2 separate regions of the Homo sapiens genome follow, and region 2 is linked to region 1. Evidence: read pairs that join two places in POLR2A ChIA-PET (ENCODE). Cell type or tissue: PC-9. All regions are shown on one strand. Links, peaks and the distances in the headings refer to the core of each region. The heading gives the core; the rest is flanking DNA. Region 1 overlaps AKAP8 (A-kinase anchoring protein 8). Region 2 overlaps CYP4F3 (cytochrome P450 family 4 subfamily F member 3).

What was found. Peaks named below come from ENCODE experiments on the same cell type or tissue, not always from the same donor. Only the 100,000 strongest peaks of a DNase experiment are listed, where the experiment ranks them.
Region 2: POLR2A ChIA-PET joins it to region 1 with 12 read pairs; 2 of 35 experiments call an interaction of 5 or more read pairs at or near these places.

The regions. Positions count from the first base shown.
Region 1 is chr19:15,354,443-15,363,112 of GRCh38, forward strand. AKAP8 (A-kinase anchoring protein 8) reads right to left here. Exons shown (of 14, transcript NM_005858.4): 10 at 7,668-7,809; 11 at 7,287-7,380; 12 at 6,406-6,536; 13 at 4,525-4,620; 14 at 1-928. The coding sequence ends at 473. LOC124904643 (a long non-coding RNA gene) reads left to right here. Exons shown (of 4, transcript XR_007067146.1): 4 at 7,609-7,692. Among named protein-coding and RNA genes, the nearest start is that of AKAP8, 21 kb to the right of the region's middle. RefSeq lists an enhancer at 5,616-5,755. In PC-9, for the core only: no CTCF peak of the experiment used is centred there; no DNase peak of the experiment used is centred there; H3K27ac peaks cover 2,042 bases.
Region 2 is chr19:15,648,926-15,657,240 of GRCh38, forward strand. CYP4F3 (cytochrome P450 family 4 subfamily F member 3) reads left to right here. Exons shown (of 13, transcript NM_000896.3): 6 at 235-356; 7 at 988-1,258; 8 at 3,644-3,710; 9 at 3,898-4,027. Among named protein-coding and RNA genes, the nearest start is that of CYP4F3, 12 kb to the left of the region's middle. In PC-9, for the core only: no CTCF peak of the experiment used is centred there; no DNase peak of the experiment used is centred there.

The DNA.
Region 1 (8,670 bases), core at 382-8,381:
TATGGTGCACTACAAAGGTATAGGTTAAAGGCTGAAGCTTGAAACATACAAAAAAAAATCCTCTATAGAGCAAGATATATTCCTAGTATTCAGCTGTTCCCAACCAAATAAAAAAAAAAATTAAGGAAAAAAATAAAAAAGGAAGCATTCCATCAGTGGCTGTATTGAACAAGTAATGTATCATCAAGATATAATCACCCAACCTTTATTATTCCAAGTGCACTACTGTCAAGAGACATGTTACAGCCGCTAAGGACAATGTACTTCAGCTTTGAAACCTGGGCAAGAAGCCACACGACTGCATGAGACAAGCCGTGAGAGGCACTGCTCAGGAGGAAACGCTGGGTCTCTTCACCAAAATTAGATTACAGCATATTCTGGGAGCACACGCCCTTGTACTGCTTACAAACCAAGGGAGAAAGACCAACGCATCCATCATCCCAACGCCTTCCCTGGAACAGGGAAATGAGCATCATTCTGTGGGAACAGCGTCTTTAGACTCTGCATCAGTTTGTTCCACTTCAGCATCCGCGGCAGCTGGGGCAGGAGCAACTCTGGTTTGGGCACTTTCTGCCTCTGCTGCCATTGTCTCGGCGCCATTTCCAGCCTCTGCAGCCTCACTTCTGGCCTTGGGGACGCCCTTCTCATGTGCCGTTCCACAGGGCACCTGCTCTTCCAGCAGCTGTTCGGCTTGAGGATCACTACCGGCCTCCGCTGTGTCCGTGGGGCCTTCGTCCTCAGCCGGCTCCCCGCTGCTCTCTGGAGCGGGCGCTCCTTCCCCATCTACGGCCCTCACTGCTGCTGTAATCACCTCTGCTAAGACGTCCGCGGCCACCTCCTCAGGTGTCTCTTTCTTATCCTCACCTCCTAAATTGTCATCTCCTTCCATTTCTGGATCAACAGTTTCACTGGTGAAAGGGTCCTCACCCTGGCCAAAGAGGAAACACCGGTCAGCGTGGTGTAAGCAGAGCTCAGGAGGCCCATGATTGCGGGGATGTCAGCTTTTCAGAACCAGCAGTCCACAAGGGAAACACTTCTGTAAATTATGCCACAGGAGTGAATCCTACATGTTCTCAGAGCCTACAGATTCAGAAAACACCTCGGGGAGATATTCTGCAATTTTTTTTTTTTTTGAGATGGAGTCTCGCTGTTGCCCAGGCTGGACTGCAGTGGTGCGATCTCGGCTCACTGCAACCTCCGCCTCCTGTGTTTTTAGTAGAGATGGGGTTTCCACCCACCTCAGCCTCCCAAAGCGCTGCGATTACAGGTGTGAACCACCATGCCCGGCCCATTCTGCAATTTTTTTTTTTTTGAGACGGAGTTTTGCTTTGTTGCCCAGGATGGAGTGCAATGGCGCGATCTCAGCTCACCACAACCTCTGCCTCCTGGTTTCAAGTGATTCTCCTGCCTCAGCCTCCTGAGTAGCTGGGATTACAGGCAGGAGCCACCACGCCCGGCTAATTTTGTATTTTTAGTGGAGACGGGGTTTCACCATGTTGGGCAGACTGGTCTGGAACTCCAGACCTCAGGTGATCCGCCTGCCTTGGCCTCCCAAAATGCTGGGATTACAGGCACGAGCCACCGTGCCTGGCCTGCAATTTTTAATCAAGCATGTACCAGCGAGGAAAAGTTCACAAGCCCAGCCTTAACTTGATGTTTTTTAAAAAAGGGCATGAGGCCGGGCGTGATGGCTCACACCTGTAATCCCAGCACTTTGGGAGGCCAAGATGGGTGGATCACGAGGTCAGGAGATGGACACCATCCTGGCTAACACAGTGAAACCCCATCTCTACTAAAAATACAAAAAAAAAAATTAGCCGGGCATGGTGGCGAGCGCCTGTAGTCCCAGCTACTCGGGAGGCTGAGGCAGCAGAATGGCGTGAACCTGGGAGGCGGAGCTTGCAGTAAGTCGAGATCACGCCACTGAACTCCAGCCTGGCAGCCTGGGCGACAGAGTCAGACTCCATCTCAAAAAAATAAAATAAAATAAAATAAAGGGCATGTAATAGGAAGTTAACACTACGTAATATTTTAGTTTCATTAAGGTACAGTGGCTCACGCCTGTAATCCCAGCACTTTGGGAGGCTGGGGCTGGAGGACTGCCGGAGCTCAGGAGTTCGAGACCAGCCTGGGCAACGTGGCGAATCAAGATTCAAATCCAAGTCTGACTCCCTCAGAAGTCAAAATTCTCCTAAGTATATGATAGAAAACTATCTGTAGTCTAAAACAAGCAAACTAAAAGTTATCATTACCAGATTAGGAAACATGTTTTAAAATATGATGCTTAGGGCAAGGTGCTCACGCCTGTAACCCCAGCAATTTGGGAGGTCAAGGCGGGAGGATCACTTGAGGCCAGACCAGCATGGGCAACAGAGCAAGACTGTCTTAAAAAATTAGCCAGCATGTGGCCGGGTGCAGTGGCTCACGTCTGTAATTCCAACACTTTGGGAGGCGGAAGCAGGCAGATCACAAGGTCAGGAGATGGAGACCATCCTGGCTAACACAGTGAAACCCCATCTCTCTTTTCTTTTTTTGAGACGGAGTCTTGGTCTGTCGCCAAGGCTGGAGTGCAATGGCGCGATCTTGGCTCACTGCAACCTGCACCTCCCGGATTCAAGCAATTCACTGCCTCAGCCTCCCAAGTAGCTGGGATTACAGGTGCCCGCCACCACGCCTGGCTAATTTTTTTTTTATTTTTAGTAGAGATGGGGTTTCACCATCTTGGCCAGGCTGGTCTTGAACTCCTGACCTCGTGATGCACCCGCCTCGGCCTCCCAAAGTGCTGGGATTACAGGCGTGAGCCACCACGCCCGGCCACCCCATCCCCCTGCAAAACATTAGCCAGGCATGGTGGTGGGCGCCTGTAGTCCCAGGTACTCAGGAGGCTGAGGCAGGAGAACGGCATGAACCCAGGACACAGAGCTTGCAGTGAGCCGGGATCGCACCACTGCACTCCAGCCTGGGTGACAGAGCAAGACTCCATCTCAAAAAAAAAAAAAAAAAAAAAAAAAAAAAATTAGCCAGGTGTGGTGGTGTACTATTGCAGTCCCAGCTACCTGGCAGGCTGAGTGGGGAGGATCTCTTGAGCTCAGGAATTCGAGGCTGCAGAGAATCTCTGCAGGAATCTCTTGGCTGGGTACCAAGAGAACAAGACCCTGACTCAAAAAAAAAGACGCTTAGAAGCCTGAGCTCACACTTGACTCTGGAAACTTTTACCTTGCTTAAGCTGCAAAGGTAAAATATACATCAGTCATGTTTCCTCCCTCTTTTTTTTTTTTTTTTTTTTTTTGAGACAAGGTCTCACTCTGCCATCCAGGCTGGAGTGCAGTGGCACGATCTTGGCTCACTGCAACCTCCGCCTCCTGAGTAGCTGGGACCACAGGCGCATGCCACCACGCCTGGCTAATTTATGTATTTTTTGTACAGACAGGGTTTCACCATGTTGTCCGGGCTGGTCTTGAACTCCTGAACTCAAAGTGATCCGCCCACCCCAGCCTCCCAAAGTACTGGGATTACAGGTGTGAGCCACCACGCCCGGCCCAGTCATGTTTCTTCAATTGGTTATTTAGATTCTGTGCCTTTAATAGATGGAACTGTCAAATATGGAAGTGTTTAGTAACTGAGAGGAGGGCAAAGGTCCTGAAGTCAGGTTGTGGGCTGGGACTTAGCCACCTGCCCCAAATGCTAAAGTCCTGGGATGAACACTGAGCAAAATGGGTTTCACAAGGAAGAACTGGGAGCTCTTCCAACCAGCCTTCTCTCCATGAGCACCCACTTTGGGACTTCGATATGCTGCTCCCATCATGAAGGCTCTGGTTCTTCACTACCCCTCACCTTCAACCTCACTGTCAGTTGGCTCTATCAATGAAATCTCTTTTTAGCTTCTCTCCTGGAAAATTCTCATGTACCTTGGATTCTTTTTTTTTTTTTGAAATGGGGTCTCACTCTGTCACCTGGGCTGGAGTGTAGTGGCGCAATCGTTAACTCCTCTAACTCCTGAGCTCAGGGATCCTCCTGCCTCAGCCTCCCAAACTATTGGCATTACAGGCATGAGCCATAATTCCCGGTTCCCCGCTTTCCTTTATTTTCAAGACCAGTCTTGCTATGTTACCCAGGCTGAAGTGCAGTGGTAACACCATCACTCACTGTAGCCTCAAATTCCTGGGCTCAAGCAATCCTCCCATCCCAGCTTCCCGAGTAGGGCTAGCCTTGGGTTTTTCTTAAAAAATCACCTAACCATCATTTGCTCAGAATTTTAAGGCTAAACAATCAGGATTTTTCATGGTAAAAATCCATTACGCACTGATTAATCAAGCAGCGCCACATCCCCAGAGTCCCCAGGCAAGCACTGACTCATTAGAAATCCCAGTTGTCATGTTCCTGAGCTTGATGCATTCCAGTGTCCCTCAACTGTCAAAAGACTCAGAAATGCTAAATGCTGCACTCTGGATTCAACTCCCTGCTCCTGGGGTTCATCTTCCCTTTTGAAAGCTTTTCCTGTCTGTGGTACTTGCAAGCACAAACCTTGAGGTATTTTTCCAGCATCTTCACTATATGTCTGTTGTTCAAAACACTCTTAGCCACATGGAGACTGGTTTTCTTGAACTGTTCAGCAGCCAACTGCAAAGGGAACCAAATGTGAGCTCTTAAAAATGGCAAAGATTAAGGAAGAGAATAAACCAGCCAGGCTCTGCCGAGTCATCCTGAGATCAGCCCTATGCAGAGAAGCGAATCTCAAAACGCCAGCCTCCAAGAATAGAAGGCTCCAGAGACTGTGCAACCAAGACTAACAAACTGGAAAAGCTAGGCAATCTTAAGAGATAAATGCAAAGATGCACCACTGATACCCATGTAGCACATGCAGAATTGGGGGTGAAACAAGAGCATTTACAAATGAAAGGCTGTGTGGACTCAGTGGAGGAAAAGGACAAGCTCTTTCTTTTCAGTTTTTGGGGTTACATTGATTTCATAAGTTCAACAACAAAAGTATGAATATGCTGGGTGTGGCAGCTCATGCCTGTAATCCTAGCACGTTGGGAGGCTGAGGCATGTGGATCACTTGAGGCCAGGAGTTCGAGACAAGCCTGGCCATCATGGTGAAACCCTGTCTACAAAATATAAAAATTAGCTGGGTGTGGTGGTGCACACCCGTAATCCCAGCTACTCAGGAGACTGAGGCATGAGAATTTGGGAGATGGAGGTTGCAATCAGCTGAGATTGTACCACTGCATTCCAGCCTGGGCAATGGAGTGAGACTCTGTCTCAAAAAATAAAATTAAAAACAAAAACAAAAACAAAAAACAAACACACAACCATGACTGCACCAAGTCTCTGTTTTAGAGCCTGACTTGTTTGCACAATGGTCCCTTGTTTGTATACTGCTTTTCAGCTGATCTTTAACAGTACTGGGGCTGGGTGCAGTGGCTCACACCTGTAATCCCAGCACTCTGGGAGGCTGAGGCGGGTGGATCACCTGAGGTCAGGAGTTCAAGACCAGCCTGGCCAACATGGTGAAACCCCGTCTCTATTAAAAATACAAAAAATTAGCCGGGCATTGTGGTGGGCGCCTGTAATCCCAGCTACTTAGGAGGCTGAGGCTGGAGAATTGCTTGAACCTGGGAGGCAGAAGTTGCAGTGAACTGAGATCGTGCCACTGCACTCCAGCCTGGGCAACAAGAGTGAAACTCCGTAAAAAAAAAACAAAAAAACAAAAACGTAAACCAAAAAACCAAAACCAAAACCAAAACCAAAACACAGTACTGTGAGATGGGTGAGCAGCTCTTGACCTCCCCATTTAATAGCTGAGTAAACTAAGGAGAGAGCTGCTAACCCAGGGCCAGAAAGTGACAGGCTGCAGAGCAAACGCAGCCACAGGCACTCTTCACTGTCTGCTTTTCTGCACTGACAGCAGGTAGAGCTGTTGCTGGATAGGGCCTCTATGGTCTGCAATGCTAAAAATACTCATGATCTGACTCTTTACAAAATAAGGTATTTTTCCAGCATCTTCAACACTTGACCCCTGGGCTCAACATTTAGCCTGAAGCCCCAGCAGCTAGGTAAGGACAGAACCAGTCCTTTAGTCCAAGTCCCCTGGGCCACTCAGCTTTCAATGGCCCTTCGGTCTCAGCTTATGGAAGCCCCCAGGCCTTCCGCTAGTGGGAAAACTGACCAACGTGGAAACACTATCAGGAGAATCTCAGCTACTGCATTTAATCGAGTCTAAGCAACACATTTTCTCACATTTTTATAAAAATTGAGACGAATCTTACGACCCATCGATGGAAGTGATAGACTTGAAACATAGCAAGAACCCCTAAAGATGTTGTTATTCCCCATAAGACACAGCAGGCTCTGAGCCGCAGCCCTGCAATGAGCACCCCAGGCAGTGTGGGGAGGAAGACTCACCCTGCGGTTGTGATTGTGGTCCACGGAGTGCAGGTGCCGCTGGAGGAGCTGCGGCTGTGCAGGAATTAGCATGTCGCAGGCCAGGCAGTGAGCAGCCTCGATCTTCTTGAAGAAGTGCTCCTGGCCAATCCCTGCCAGGAAACGCATGTCTTGTAGGATCTGGGACAGCAAGTGATGCTTTCCTCCTACTCCCCATCTGGGCCCACGTTTTCTCCCTGCAACTCTAAGGAATCAGAAGGGCACAGCCTGCCTTTCTATGGGGAGTATGGGTCAGCACATCGGCCTCTATAGCTGTGAATTCTGCACTTTTCAGCTTTTCTGTTCCTCCTGGTTGTTTCTTTTCAAACCAAGGAGGAAAAGATATGAAAGTGCTTAATGTCACTGATATAAGCTGCAATCTATGCAAGGCCACATCCGAAGGTTTCTTTCCATTGCTGCTGAGCGCTCTTCCCACGGGTCTCGTCATCACCTTCTCAGCCAACTTGGGCTGGCTTCATGCCACTTTTTTTTTTTTTTTTTTTGAGACAGAGTCTTGCTCTGTCGCCTAGGCTGGAGTGCAGTGGTGCAATCTTGGCTCACTGCAAGCTCTGACTCCCAGGTTGACACCATTCTCCTGCCTCAGCCTCCCAAGTAGCTGGGACTACAGGTGCCCGCCACCACGCCCGGCTAATTTTTTGTATTTTTTTAGTAGAGACGGGGTTTCACCGTGTCAGACAGGATGGCCTTGATCTCCTGACCTCATGATCCGCCTGCCTCAGCCTCCCAAAGTGCTGGGATTACAGGTGTGAGCCACCGTGCCCGGCCTCGTGCCACGTTTTACGGGTCCTGTCACATGCCTTACTACCATCCAGGAAAGCACTCATCCTGGGATGACAACTCACCTTTGAAAGGATCTGGTTTTGGTTTTGCGGTTTCTTTCTCCATCAATTCCTGACGCCGCTTCTCAATTTTCTTATTTCTGTTTACAATGTATTCCTAGGTGGGATTGGAGAGGGCATAAAGTAAAATGAGAGGTGGGCGCATGTGGGCATTTCTCAACTGCCAGGGCTAGGCAGGCAGCTATCAGAGCAGCTGCGTGGGGCAGCACAGCACGATGGCTGGAGCTCCCGGTTGTCCCTGTGACTCAGGGACTTACACAGCTACTCTATCTGGGAAAGGAAACCTTGGCCAAGTATAGCCTCTGATTTCCCTTCCTCCTTCAAGGGATCCGGCACCTGCGGGATGGGCAAGAGACGCGGTGACGGGGCCCAGGTTTCCTTTACCTGGAGGAACTCCACGGTCTTGTCGGGCAGCTTGGTGCTTATGAACCGCAGGGTCTCTTTGTGAAATTTGCTTTGCAGATGCTTCTGGATCTCTTCGTCATCAAAGCTACGGAACTTGCATACAGAACAGGCAAACTGAATTCTGTAGAAGGAAAACAAGGAGGGGAGTGAAGCAGGGAGCATCAGCGAGTGAAGCAGGGGGCATCAGCTCACCTCTGAGGAGAGCTGAAATAGAAACAGGATTTTCAGCTCTCCCCCTCCCCCTCTCCCTCTCCCCACGGTCTCCCTCTGATGCCGAGCCGAAGCTGGACGGTACTGCTGCCATCTCGGCTCACTGCAACCTCCCTGCCTGATTCTCCTGCCTCAGCCTGCCTACTGCCTGCGATTGCAGGCGCGCGCCGCCACGCCTGACTGGTTTTCGTATTTTTTTGGTGGAGACGGGGTTTCGCTGTGTTGGCCGGGCTGGTCTCCAGCTCCTAACCGCGAGTGATCCGCCAGCCTCGGCCTCCCGAGGTGCCGGGATTGCAGACGGAGTCTCGTTCACTCAGTGCTCAATGGTGCCCAGGCTGGAGTGCAGTGGCGTGATCTCGGCTCGCTACAACCTCCACCTCCCAGCCGCCTGCCTTGGCCTCCCAAAGTGCCGAGATTGCAGCCTCTGCCCGGCCGCCACCCCGTCTGGGAAGTGAGGAGCGTCTCCGCCTGGCCGCCCATCGTCTGGGATGTGAGGAGCCCCTCTGCCTGGCTGCCCAGTCTGGAAAGTGAGGAGCGTCTCTGCCCGGCCGCCATCCCATCTAGGAAGTGAGGAGCGCCTCTTCCCGGCCGCCATCACATCTGGGAAGTGAGGAGCGTCTCTGCCCAGCCGCCCATTGTCTGAGATGTGGGGAGCACCTCTGCCCTGCCGCCCCGTCCGGGATGTGAGGAGCGTCTCTGCCTGGCCGCCCTGTCTGAGAAGTGAGGAGACCCTCTGCCTGGCAACCGCCCCGTCTGAGAAGTGAGGAGCCCC
Region 2 (8,315 bases), core at 316-8,315, 290 kb after region 1:
GCACAGAGGACAGAGCTGGAACTTGAACCTAGGTCTCCTGACTCCCAATCTTGGGTCTTCATCTCTTAATAGTAACAGCTTTTGCTTGCACCATAACCTGGTGCTCCCGGGTAAAGGGTCCCTGGGGAGAAGATGAAGAGGCTTATTCTGGGGCGTGCATATTGATTGTTGGGGTTGGAGAGCTGCTCAAGGGAGCAAGGGACCTGCCCCAGCTCTGTCCCCTTCTCTGGCTAGGCCAAGTGGCAGCTCCTGGCCTCAGAGGGTAGTGCCCGTCTGGACATGTTTGAGCACATCAGCCTCATGACCTTGGACAGTCTGCAGAAATGTGTCTTCAGCTTTGACAGCCATTGCCAGGAGTAAGTTCTTGCCCAGGGTCTGGGATCCTGGGCCGTGGACACAAAGTTGGTAGGTGGGGGGCTGGGGAGGACTGAGCAGGGAAATCAGACAAACCTTCTTGGAGGAGTTGTTATACCTGATCGTTGAAGGACTGGTATGAATTTTATCTTGAGGTTTCCAGGGACTCATTAAAAGGGTTTGAACTGGTGGGTGTGGTCAAAGTGGGTCTCTCTCAGGGACTGACTGTAATGTAGCACTAAATGGAGTTAACACTGATGCAAAGAAGCTAGGGTGGAAGCTGGACCATGGACCAGTTGGAAGAGGATAAAGTCTGAGCTTTGTGGACAGCTTCAGGAAGGAGAAGGGGCAAGACTGTATACTGGGAGGGAGAGAGGGAATAGGAGCATAATGTGCAAACTATCCTCTGGGTGCCTAGCTGCATGGAGGCATCTCACAGAGATGGGATGCAGGGAGAGATAAGAGAGCCTGGAGAGTCGATTTCATGCTGATCCCCATCCTGCATCTGAGGGGCCATCTGTTCCTGGATACCCCGTTTACTGATAGGAGGTAGCTCCTAGCTGCTGGTGGGAGGTGATCCTGGGGCTTCAGGTGTATTAAATTGTTGCCTCCCTTTCTGCCCTTATCCTGCAGGAAGCCCAGTGAATATATTGCCGCCATCTTGGAGCTCAGTGCCCTTGTGACAAAAAGACACCAGCAGATCCTCCTGTACATAGACTTCCTGTATTATCTCACCCCTGATGGGCAGCGTTTCCGCAGGGCCTGCCGCCTGGTGCACGACTTCACAGATGCCGTCATCCAGGAGCGGCGCCGCACCCTCCCTAGCCAGGGTGTTGATGACTTCCTCCAAGCCAAGGCCAAATCCAAGACTTTGGACTTCATTGATGTACTCCTGCTGAGCAAGGTGGGCCTCTCTGGGATCTGAATTCAAGAAGTAGAAGGGAGCTTCATGTGAAATGTCAGATGAAAGAATTTGAACTTGACCCAGAGGGCACTGGGGAGCCATGGAAGGTGATTGAGGAAGGGAGGGACAGGTCAGAGATAGGTTTTGGAGATAGCTCTGTGGACTAGCACCTACCAGGGGACTGCTAAATGAAATTGTGATGAGTCTGAGATTTACTCTATTTATAAGTTAATAAGCTAATTGGCCACCTTTTAATCTATATATCTACATCTATACCTATGTCTGGGTCTATGTTTATGTTTTTGCCTATGTCTTTCTGTATCTTTGTCTCTGAGTTTGTGTCTCTCTCTATGACTATGACTATGTCTATGTCTTTGTCTTTTTCATTGGCCATATCTGTATGTCTTTGTCTGCATCTGTGTCTTCATCTTTGTTTATGTTTATGCCTTTGTGCTCTCCCTCCCTCCCTGCCTTCTTTTTCTTTCTTTCTTTCTTTCTTTCTTTCTTTCTTTCTTTCTTTCTTTCTTTCTTTCTTTCTTTCTTTCTTTCTTTCTTTTCCTTCCTTCCATCTTTCTTTCTTTCTTTTTCTTTCGTTCTTTCTTTCTTTCTTTCTTTCTCTCTCTTCTCTTTCTTTCTTTCTTTCTTTCTTTCTTTCTTTCTTTCTTTCTTTCTTTCTTTCTTTCTTTTTCTCTCTCTCTCTTTCCTTTTTTTGACGGAGTCTCGCTCTATCACCCAGGCTGCAGTGCAATGGCATGATTTTGGCTCACTGGTAACCCCTGCCTCCCGGGTTCAAGTGATTCTCCTACCTCAGCCTCCCGAGTAGCTAGGACTACAGGGGCACGCCACCATGCCTGGCTAACTTTTGCATTTTTAGTAGAGACGAGGTTTCACCATGTTGGCCAGGCTGGTCTTGAACTCCTGACTTCATGATCCATCCACCTTGGCCTCCCAAAGTACTGGGATTACAGGCGTGAGCCACTGTGCCCCACCTTGTCATGTCTTTTCTATGTCTGTGTTTATGTCTTTTTCTATATCTATATTTTCGTTCTTGTCTATGTCTATGTGTCTGTGTCTATGTCTTTTTCTTTTCTCTGTGTTTGTGTCTTTGTCTCAGTGTATGTCTATGTCCATGTTTTTTTGTCTGTGTCTATGATTATGTCTATGTCAATGCTATATCTATATCTTTGTCTTTTTTTTTTTTTGAGATGGAGTCTCGCTGTGTCACCCAGGCTGGAGTGCAGTGGTGCGATCTCGGCTTACTGCAACCTCCGCCTCCTGGGTTCAAATGATTCTCCTGCCTCAGCCTCCCAACTAGCTGGGATTAGAGGCACCTGGCTAATTTTTTGTATTTTTAGTACAGACGGAGCTTCACTATTTTTAGTCTCAAACTCCTGAGCTCGTGATCTGCCTGTCTCAGCCTCCCAAAGTGCTGGGATTACAGGTGTGAGCCACTGCACCCGGCCATATTTTTGTCTTTGAATTTGCCTGTGCCTGTGTCTGTTTTTGTCTGTCCATGTTTATGTCTATGAGTATTTGTGTCTGTGTCTATGTCCATGTCTATGTTTATGTGTATTTGTGTGTCTGTGTTTGTGTCTAAGTCTATGACTTTTTCCATGTGTTTCTGTGTCTATGTCTGTGTGTCTATGTCTTTGTCTATGTGTATGTCTGTTGTGACAGAGGCATTAAATCTCTGGATCAGAGCAGCTCATGTCTTGCTTACGGCAATACTATCAGCCAGAGTAGGATTGTGGCACTGACTCTCCATTCCCAAGTCAAATTCCTCCAAGGGCAATGCGATGTTTTCCCCTGTACGTGCAGCAGACTTTGTACCCTAGGAAAGGCACCCTATATTATGAGTCTCAGCACATTTTCTATAGAGAGAGAGAGAGAGGAAGAAAGAGAGAGGGCACCAGCTTTGTGAGAGATTATGTGCTTTGTTCTGGATGCCATATTCCATAGACTTACAACTCAAATGTCTCCAGGGAGATAAGATTCATTTACCACTGTAGAATGTGGGCAAATATCTTTGAAGCAATACTTAATCTCTAATTTCCAAGACAAATTGCCATTTAATTATCCTGTAACCCAGGTTGCCAGTGATTTTTTTCTCAGAAAGTTTTCATCAAGCAGAAACATGAAAGCATTCATGGGTCATTGAGTCTTCCCATTAGGGACCAAAGAAAAGGCAAGGAAGCCAGGGAGGAAGCCCATGGGGTTGGGGCTCTGGCCATGGTGACCAAGAAGGGTCTAGGAGAGCAAGATGGGCTTGGGTTTCTCGAAAGAGGATGAATCTTCAGAGACTGTCTCAGATTAGACTCAAGAGCCCTCAGAGGTACTGTGACTTTTTATGGGGGTGGGGGTGGGGGGTTATTGCCTTCTCTCCAGGATGAAGATGGGAAGAAGTTGTCCGATGAGGACATAAGAGCAGAAGCTGACACCTTTATGTTTGAGGGTGAGGGCCCCAGTGTGGGGCTAGAGTGGGGACTTGGATATCTCCATTCCAGGAACAGGGTGGGTGGACCCCTCGCACTTCCCATCCCCCTTCCCCCATCCTCCCTGAGGTCCTCAATGCAAGGTTGCTGTACACCCTCGGGTGCTGAAGCAGCCCAGAGACCCAAGCCTGCCTTGCTGCCCCCCAGGCCATGACACCACAGCCAGTGGTCTCTCCTGGGTCCTGTACCACCTTGCAAAGCACCCGGAATACCAGGAGCGCTGTCGGCAGGAGGTGCAAGAGCTTCTGAAGGACCGTGAGCCTAAAGAGATTGAATGGTGAGTGCAGGTGCTGGTGCCCTGTTCCTGAGCCTGTCTCATTGGCTCTGTTCCCCAGGTAGGGAGGGGAGAAGGGGTTGTTTTTGTTGATTCTGCCACTATTGCTTAGTGGGAATAGGAGCAGAGGACCACAGGCAGGACTTAGTACCCATCCTGACTGTCTGGGCAAAGGTTATAGGCCCTTAGGACAGAAAGACCTGGGCTTCTGAGAGAATTGTTGATGATATGTGAGGACAGATAACGCCACTTAGCATGTGTTCAGCAAATGAACTTCCCCTCCACTCTCTTCCTTTTCTCCAAGAAATATTTTTTTGAATGTCTTCACTTGTTGAATGTTTGCTCTTCTGTTCCCTAATTCCTACCCTTCCATCCAGTCCAGGGATTTATAAGGGAGACCTGGGGGTAAAATTCATCCATTCTTGTCCAGAACACCTGCATCATTCATCCATCCAGTCCTCGTTCAGCAAATACTCTCATACTGCATTCCAACCCCCACATCTGTGCACAGCATCTTTCTGTGCTCTGGAGACCTGGGAAGGACCCAACCAGGGATCTATTTTCCAGGTGCTCCCAGCCTGGTGGGGGAACTGTCCCTGGGCAGGACAGTCCCAGCCCACGTGGGCAGGGATGGGGTTTACAGTAAGGGAAGCAGGACTAGGGGGGTATAGAAAGTGTCTCAGTTGAAAGCCTGAATAATGATCAGTAGATAATTGGGTACAGTTGGGGAGCAGTGCTGTAGGTCAAGAAGACCACCTGGGGTCTTCGGGGGAGGAAGAGAGAGAGGAGAGAGAGAGAGAGAGAGAGAGAGAGAGAGAGAGAGAGAGAGAGAGAGAGCAGGGTCAGGACAGAAAGGAGGAGAAGGGGAGAAAGAGGGAGAGACTGACTTGTGGTGAGATGATAAAACTGGAGATGGTAGCAGGGGCTGGCTGTGGAAGCCTTGGGGAAAATGTTAATGGCTTCAGTTTTAGCCCAAGGGCAATAGGGAGCCATGAGAAGTGTTTGAACAGGGAGGGACAAGTCACATCTGGGTACCAGGAAGATCTTTCTAGGGCTAGTGTGGAGGGTGTACTGGAGAGGACCAGCTATAGAATGAGAGCGCAGTGGGGACATTCTGAGGCTCAAGCCAGGCCAGGGGCTGGAGGAAGGAGAGGAAGCATTGGAGTGGACGGGTGTCTTGGACTCAGTGTCCTCCCGTCCATGCCTTTGCCCAGCACAGCAGTCCTGGGAAGGGAAGAAACATTTTTATGCTTCTAAAATAAAGAATATTTTTGCAATTTTATTTTTTAAAACACATTTTTATTGATGCATAATAGATGCACATAGTTTTGAAATACATGTGATAATCTAATACATTCATATAATTGATAAAGATCAAATCAGTGTACTTGGGATATCCATTGCCTGAAATATTTGTCTTTTCTTTATGCTAGAAACATAACTAACATAAGCAAACTACTTTCTAATGTACAGTACATATTGTAAACTACAGTGAACCTACTGATCTATCAAGTGCTAGGTTTTATTTCTCCTATCAAAACTCAAATTCGTACCCATTAATCAACTTCTCCTTATCCTTCCCTCCCCTCTGCCAATCTATCTTCTTTTTTCATGAGATCCACTTTTTCAGCTCCCACACGTGAGTGAGAACATGCGATATTTGTCTTTCTGTTTTTGGCTTATTTACTTACCACAATGACCTCCAGTTCCATCCATGTTGCCACAAATGACAAAATTTCAGTCTTTTAAATGGCTGAATAGTATTCCATTGTGTATACACACTACATTTTCTTTATACATTCATCTATTGATAGACACTTAAGTTGATTCCATATTTTCGTTGTTGTGAATAGTGCTGCAATAAATACAGAAGTACAGATGTCTCTTCCATATATTTATTTTCTTTCTTTGGGATAGAAATTTCTTCTCTTTCTTTTCAGTAGTGGAATTTCTGGGTTATATGGCAGTTCTAGTTTTAGTTTCTTGAGGAACCTCTGTGCTGTTCTCTGCAGTGGCTGCACTAATTTATATTCCCACCAACAGTGTGTGTGAGTTCCCCTTTCTCCATATCCTCACCAGCATCTATCATTGCCTGTCTTTTTGATAAAAGCCATTTTAACTGGGATGAGATGATATCTCATTGTGGTTTTGATTTGCATTTCTCTGACTGTTAGTGACATTGAGCATTTTTCCATCTACCTATTGGCCATTTGTATGTTTTATTTTAAGAAATGTCTATTCAGATCTTTTGCCCATTTTAAAATCAGATATTTGGTTACTTTTCCTATTGAGTTGTTTGAGCTGCTTATGTATTCTGGTTATTAATCGCTTGTCAGATGAGTAGTTTGTGAGTATTTTCTGCCATTCTGTGGGTTGATTCTTCGCTTTGTTGATTGTTTCCTTTGCTGTGCAGAAGCTTTTTTGCTTGATATAATCTCATTTCTCTATTGGCTCTGCTTTTGAGGTCTTACATAGAAAGTCTTTGCCCAGACCCATGTCCCGGAGTATAAAACCAAGATTTCAAGCAAAATTATGCGTGTAGTTTAAAAAAAATGGTCGAAAGACTTTATGACAAAAATGAAGTTCCTTATTAAGCTCCACCTTAGCGGTGACTACAGTCAACAGTTCTCTGTGTATTCTTCTAGAAAATGGCTATCCCGATGCCCACATTTATATGAACTCACACTGTGACTTTTATTTATATGAACACTTACTGTGCTTTTCTTTGTAAGTGAAAGTCCATAAAATAGACACGGGTCTGCATATTATCTCTGAGATCTTTTGCTTTTCTCAAAATATACATTTTGGAAAATGAGTTTGTTTTTAAATTTGTTCTTTGTCTTTAATTGACAAGTTTTAATTATATATGTTTAGAGGCACAGTATGATGTTGTGATATATGTATACAACCTGAAATTATTAAATCAAGGTAATGAACAAATCCATCACTTCATGTGTTTATCATTTTTGTGTTGAGAACATTTGAAGTTTACTTTCTTAGCAATTTCAACTAATACAATACATTGTTCACTAAAGGCACCAGGCTGGGCAGCAGATCTCAAAAACTTATTCCTGTTGTCTAACTGAAGCTTCTACCCTTTGACCAACATTTCACCCTTCTCTGTCCCTCCCCCACCCCTGGCCTCTGGTAACCACCATTCTATTCCTATTTCTATGAGCTCAACTATTTTAGGTCCCAAGATAAGTAAGATCATGTGTGTTTGTCTCTTCTGCACCTGGCTTACTTCACTTAGCATGAGTTCCTCCAGGTTCTTCCATGTTGTGGCAAATGAGATAATTTTTTCTTTTTTAAAGGCTAAATGGGATTCCATTGTGTATATATATATATATATACACCACATGGAAAAACAACATTAAATTACAAAATGAATGATAAAAAAGAGTTCTTCTTGTACCAAATGAGACATTACAGATAAGACTAGGGTTTTCCTTGACAATCCTGCCACCTGACCTAATCCTTTCTCATTCTCCAAAGGTGTTTCTAGAGCCATAGATTTGTTTATCTATCTATCTATCTATCTATCTATCTATCTATCTATCTATCTATCTATCTATTTCTATCATCTATCAATGTATCTATCATTGATCTATCTATCATCTATCAATGTATCTATCATCTATCTCTATTATCTGTCTATCTATCTATCATCTATGTATCTCTGTATCTATCATCTATGTAACTATGTCTCCATCATCTATTATCTATCTCTCTACTTATTTATCTACCTATTATCTATGTATCTATCTATATCATCTATTTATCTATCTATCTATCTATCTATCTATCTATCTATCTATCATCCATCCATCCATGATCTATCTCTCCACCATCTATGAATCATTCATTTTTATAAATATATATCCATATGCTTCTTGCTGTTTTACATGTACATATGTATATATTTGTCACTTTTTTTCACTCAACAGGGTGCCTTAATGCTATCTTTTTCTGAGTGCTGTATATTTTATTCCATATTTTATTCAGCTCATTTCTATGTTGAAGAGGACATTAAACATTTTCAATTATAGTCAATATTTCCAATTTGCCTTCCAGAGTGTCTGTACTGATTTACCTTCTAGCCTGCAGTATGTGGTGAGACTAGTGATCCCTATTTCCTTCTTTTGTGTAACTGTATAGTATTCCATTGTGTGGCTGTTTATCTAAACATTTTCCCATTAATGTATATTTGGCTTGTCTCCAAACTTTTGCTAAACTGGACATGAAGCTGTCAGCACGTGTGCACAGTGACCATTCCTTACATGCATAGGCA